2 separate regions of the Homo sapiens genome follow, and region 2 is linked to region 1. Evidence: chromatin loops called from intact Hi-C (ENCODE). Cell type or tissue: dorsolateral prefrontal cortex. All regions are shown on one strand. Each heading gives the region's core, and the rest is flanking DNA. Links, peaks and the distances in the headings are about the cores only.

Region 1 (2,804 bases), core at 242-2,741:
CTTCATGAACTTCCCCGGCTCTCTTGTGTTTTCAACACAAGAGATTCCATTTTGATTGACAACTTTCATACAATATAGAAATTAGAACCTGAGACCTAATCTAGCCCACCTGTCCCCACGTGTGGTGGGCCCACCATGCACAGCCAAGTCACCTGGAGCATGAGGCTGAAATGCAGGTTTCTGGGCCCTGCTCCAGACCTGCAGACTCAGAATCTCAGGGAGGTAGGGAGGGGTGGGGAGGGTAAAAGCTGCATTACTGACTAGCTCCCTTAGTGACAGTTCAGCACGCTGATGTTCAGGGATGCCCTCTTCTTGCCAAGGAGAAAACAGAAGCGCAGTCTGTTGGCCAAGGGCCCTCAGCCAGGGAACATCAGGACCTGGGGCACAGCTCTAGGAAACGCTGTTGTTGCTGAGAGTGGGGGCAAGGGGCACTGGCCAGACCTGGATTTGTGGGAGGCGGCTGACATGAGGCTCTGGACTTCTGCAGCAAGACGGACATCAGGGAACCTGGGCTTCCAGCAAGCAGCTCTTTTAGCCAGCACAGTAGATGCACTCCAGGTGGTGGGGTCTCAGTCCAGTGGGGTCTTCAGGAGAAAGCAAGGCTCCTAGGCTGGAGTCTAGTTTCAGGTGGGGCTGTGATTGGGGTCTGGCCATCGTGGTTCTGCCACCTACTGGCTGTGTAACTCCGGGTACCTCTCTGAGCCTTAACTCCTCGTCTGAAAACAGAATAATCAGAGTACCTACTTCTTGGGGTAGCTGTGGGGTGGGGCATGAGATGGCACTGGCTGTTCAGTGTTTGCCTCTCAGGTCCTTCTTGACTCCTTGGGGCTGAATTTATGTTCTCATCACTCCGTTTCTGAGCAGATGAGGAAGAAGGAGGGTGGAACTCTAGCTCCAACTCTGCTCCCTGACCTAAGTATCCCAACCCCTCCCAGGTTGGGGACAGAGCCCTTCCATCACGTAGCTCTCGGTCCCACCGGACTCTTTGCTTAGGAAGAGGCTGCCTGCCCCCATCGTGGTTAGGTGCTAACTCATTCTCTGCTTTATCTATCACATCTCTAACTGCCCATCAGAGCCCATTAGACCAGAATGAGACTCCCAGGGTGGCCGCAGAGCAGCAGCATTTCAGCTCATCAGAGGAAGCTGCCAAATGAGCCAGTCTGAGCAGCATTTGGGGGTAGATGTTCGCTTCCTATTAACAGGCTAAATTGCGGAAGTGGCTCAGAGTTTCATTCCCACTGTGCCACTCCCTGGGGTCTGCAGCGTGGCCTGGGAGAAAAAGGCACAGCCTCGGGGTCAGACCCGAGTTGGACCCAGCTCTGTCCCCTGGTACCTGAGGGACTCTGGATAAATTACTGGATTTCTCTGAACTCCACTTATCCCATTTGTAAAACAGGATTAGAAGCCCCGCCATGGGACTGTTTTGGTCATTAAATGCCAATTTGTATATAAAGTGCTTAGCGCAAGCCTGACGACAGAAACACTCGGTAATTGAAAGCTACTGTTTTTCCACAAGGACTTCCTTTCAGGGACCGCAGCCTTGGACGGAGGCCTGGGTACAGATTTAATCAGATGCAGGCGCTCCGGATTACCATGGAGATCGTCTAATCTAATACGTGGAGGCTGCTCAGTGACTGTTTATTGAGTTAAAAGAAAACACAAATCTAATTTTAGCCCAAAGAAGAGAAAGTTAAAAGGGAACTTGAACAGGCTTTGGCTAGACAGTATAATAATTACTGCTGTTTTTTTCAATACTTACTAAGTGATAACTGTTTTCCTTTAAAGAGAAAAGTCATCTAAATAATCATAGCTACTATTATTGTCTGTAATGTTAGTGCTAACCCATTTCTAGTAGAGGGCACCCCCAGCTTATGGGTGGGGGATGGAGACTTCTGTAGGCAGAGACAGAGTTTTAGAGGCCTGTGCTCCTAACCAGCACCCATGCTGAACCCCGGAAAGATGATGTGACAGCATCCAGCTCTCACTCCTCTCTGTCTCACTCAGAGGAAGGGGACAGAGAGGCGGCAGCCCTCCAAGAAGGCAGATGCCATGGTGCTGTCCCAACAGCTGCTGGCAGTGTCAGAGGGGACGGCCCTGAGGACAATAGGGGTCCTCAGGGTGGGGGTGTTGCCAAAGGAGATTAACATTTGAGTTAGTGAACTGGGAAAGGCAGACCCACCCTCAATCTGGGTGGGCACCTAGCAGTGCCACCAGTGTACCCGATGTCCCCCTGGAGTCAGATAGCCCTAGTAGGACACAGCAACAAACCTGGCATGGAGAATGGAGGGAGCAGCAGCACAGACCCCAGGGACATGAGAAATAAGATGCCAGGCACAAAGCAAGGACCTGCTCAATAGGGGCCTCATTTAGAGAACAAAAACTGAGGCCTGAGATTCAGTGTCCTGCTCAGGACCCAGTGAAGCAGGGTGGGAGCGGAGGCTCCCTTCCAGCAGATCCTGTGACCAGTGATCAGAGGACCACCCTCGCCCCTGCCCATTCCAGCCATTAGAACCTGTGGTGTGTGGGCAAGGGTCCCCAAACAGGGCCCGTCACCTGCCCACCCACTCCCAGAAGGCCACCAGTGCTCTCACAGGCTGAGGGCCAGGGCCAAAGCTGCCAGGCTGGCCCTGTGAGCTCCTGCTGCAGTGGCGGCAGAAATCCACCTGCTGCAGTCTGGATATGGGAAATGCATTTTTCACCCCATCAGGCATCAGGGCGAAAGCAATTTACAAATGGTCAGCTGGGGGAGAGACGCGGCCAGCAGTGTTTTGTAGTCCATTAAAAGGTTTGGACCGGGGCTTTGA
Region 2 (2,804 bases), core at 185-2,684, 51 kb after region 1:
ACCTGTAATCCCAGCACTTTGGGAAGCCAAGGCGGGCAGATTACCTGAGGTCAGGAGTTCAAGACCAGCCTGACCAACGTGGAGAAATCCCGTCTCTACTAAAAATATAAAATTAGCCGGGTGTGGTGGCACATGCCTGTAATCCCAGCTACTCAGGGGGCCAAGGCAGGAGAATCGCTTGAATCCTGGAGGCGGAGGTTGCGGTGAGCCGAGATGGCACCATTGCACTCCAGCCTGGGCAACAAGAGCTAAATTCCGTCTCAAAAAAAAAAAAAGGAATTTCTTTCCAAATAGACAAACATATCTGACATTCCATTCTCATTCTTGCTATGCAGATATTATTTCCATATTAGAATAATATCCAAAAAATAGTGATATAGAAGGTAACTGATCTTCAGGAGCTATTTAAGAGCTATAATATACATATTAGACACTTCTCATATAAACTGTAAGCATGGTTTTCAATTGAAAACTACAATAAAGTCAATTGAGTCTTAGATAGAAGATATTTCTCTTTTCACTTAGATCTTTTACTTCTTAAGCTATTATTATATGAAATTTTTTTCTTGATTTATTTCTAAAATAAGACTTCCTTAATTTTCCAAATACTATTTGGACTTAATAAACTGAATTAAACCTGGCTTCTGTGTTCCTGGGTTCATTTAGCTTATCTACATGAAATAATCTGTAATCTAATACTAGCTTTTAAAGTAACTGGCTAGGTGCTATAAAAGGTTCAAGGATTACTAAATGGAGAAATATCCAAAGAAGCCAGATACCCTAGGCTGACTTCTCACTTCCCCACATACTTTATCTCTATGTAACACTTAGCAAACAGTAACTTACTTACACTACTTACACCTATTTGCTATTATTTTGGAAAGGAAACCTTTTTCCTTTTCTTTTCTAACTTAAATTACACAGTTTGGTCTCAAAGAAAGTATATCTTAAAAAGAATACAATTCATAATTGTACTCTGTACACCATGCAAATGTACTCTGTACAAATGCAAACAGCTATTATTTATGTGATTTTACTCTCCTGCTCATTTTCCAAGTTCTGGATGATGTTTTACCTGGAACAAACACATGCCTCTGGTAATGTCAGTGGTAAAGCCAGCATATGTTTTTGTAATCAACTTATACCAAGTACTTTTTACTGGATCTCTATTTTTGGGCCTGGTATTATGTTAAGTCCTATGAAGGCACATGAAAATACAAACAAAATCCTTTCTTTCAAAGGAAGATAGTAAACTTATTAGAATCATGGTCTGAATGAGAGCCTATTGAATGATCGAGGGTTAGGGTGTCTCCCTGGCAAATTCCTGGGTTTGCCATGACAACTGCTTTAAGTTCTAGTAGAGAGGAAAAAAATAGATCTCCACATAACTTAGAAACATTTTCAGTAGAACACACATGTAAAGGGCTATTTACCAGTTGCAATATTTATTTTATTTGAAACCTATGAAGAAAGGATATCAAGCAATTTTCTTATTATCTAAAATCTTATTCACTTTAGCAAGAAATAAACAGAGTATTTGGAGGAAAGTTTTCTTAGAATACACTTTGTAGTACAAGAGATTTAGAAATTAAAACCTTTAAAACACATAAAAAATTTCAAATGACCGTACACAAGATAACCAGTTGAGTTATGCTGCCACCCACTGGACAAAAAATAAATAGCAACGCAATCCTTGCTCTGATTTTAACTACCAAGGGACTAGCTCAGTTTATTGGCAATCTGGCAGTAAAGATTTTATATGCAAATTGGAGTTTATAAATAGTGAATCAAAGTTAAGTACTGTTGGCTGATTATGGTTTAGTTTCTATTAATTTCCATTATTAATTTGACAGTCAACTTACTTATTTTGCTTAAAACCAAGATACAGTTAGACATCAACATCACTCTAATTTTATTAAAATGGTTTAAATGTAATCAGTTAACTTCCTTTTAATTAAAAGTGAAATACTTAAAACTACTGTAAATTCAGCCTTATTTGAGATAAAAATTGCAACATTTCCCAGCACCTTTGTCTCTGTGGTCTCTCCTCAACAGGACCCTGAATGCAGGTTAGTAATATCGGCGCTAATCTTCCCACTTGAATGTTACTGTCCTGACCTAGGAACCAAATCTCTGTGTCAACACTGTTTACTGGGGCTAACGTACAGTGTGAGTTCCAAAGCACTGACAAAAGAACTGTTAATGGGTCACTGACTATAAAACTACTACATCAAAATGTCAGAATATTTTTATTTGGTGAAAATATACTCTCTTTTAGATAACACATTAGCATATACAATAAATGTATCAACATTACTTGGGGAGAAAATGCCTCACAATTGTTTCAATGGATTCTGGATTCAGAAATACACATAGAAAAAATGAAATGAGGAAGTGTCATTTAAGACAGTTTTAAAAGATTTTATATCCATCTATCCATGATAGTAGTCCCCCACCTTATCCAGTTTCCCTTTCTGAGATTTAAGTTACCACAGTCTGAAAATATTAAACAGAAAACTCCAGAAACAAACTTTTTTTTTTTTTTTTTCTTGAGACGGAGTTTCGCTCTTGTCACCCAGGCTAGAGTGCAATGGTGCGATCTCGGCTCACTGCAACCTCCGCCTCCCAGGTTCAAGTGATTCTCCTGCCTCAGCCTCCTAAGTAGCTGGGACTACAGGCATGTGCCACCATGCCCGGCTAATTTTGTATTTTTTTTTTAGTAGAGATGGGGTTTCTCCATGTTGGTCAGGCTGGTCTCGATCTCCCGACCTCAGGTGATCTTGCCCGCCTCAGCCTCCCAAAGT

What was found. Peaks named below come from ENCODE experiments on the same cell type or tissue, not always from the same donor. Only the 100,000 strongest peaks of a DNase experiment are listed, where the experiment ranks them.
Region 2: a loop joins it to region 1, with 2.3 times the contacts of the local background. A loop is called at or near these places in 6 of 110 quality-filtered maps.

What each region holds. Positions count from the first base shown.
Region 1 is chr10:118,668,078-118,670,881 of GRCh38, forward strand. No RefSeq gene overlaps it. Among named protein-coding and RNA genes, the nearest start is that of PRLHR, 74 kb to the left of the region's middle. In dorsolateral prefrontal cortex, for the core only: no CTCF peak of the experiment used is centred there; DNase peaks (open chromatin) are centred at 382, 1,130 and 1,544; H3K4me3 peaks cover 1,097 bases; H3K27ac peaks cover 2,276 bases.
Region 2 is chr10:118,719,550-118,722,353 of GRCh38, forward strand. All of the region lies in intron 3 of CACUL1 (CDK2 associated cullin domain 1), which reads right to left. Among named protein-coding and RNA genes, the nearest start is that of CACUL1, 34 kb to the right of the region's middle. In dorsolateral prefrontal cortex, for the core only: CTCF peaks have their summits at 1,655 (motif pointing left) and 1,862; a DNase peak (open chromatin) is centred at 1,662.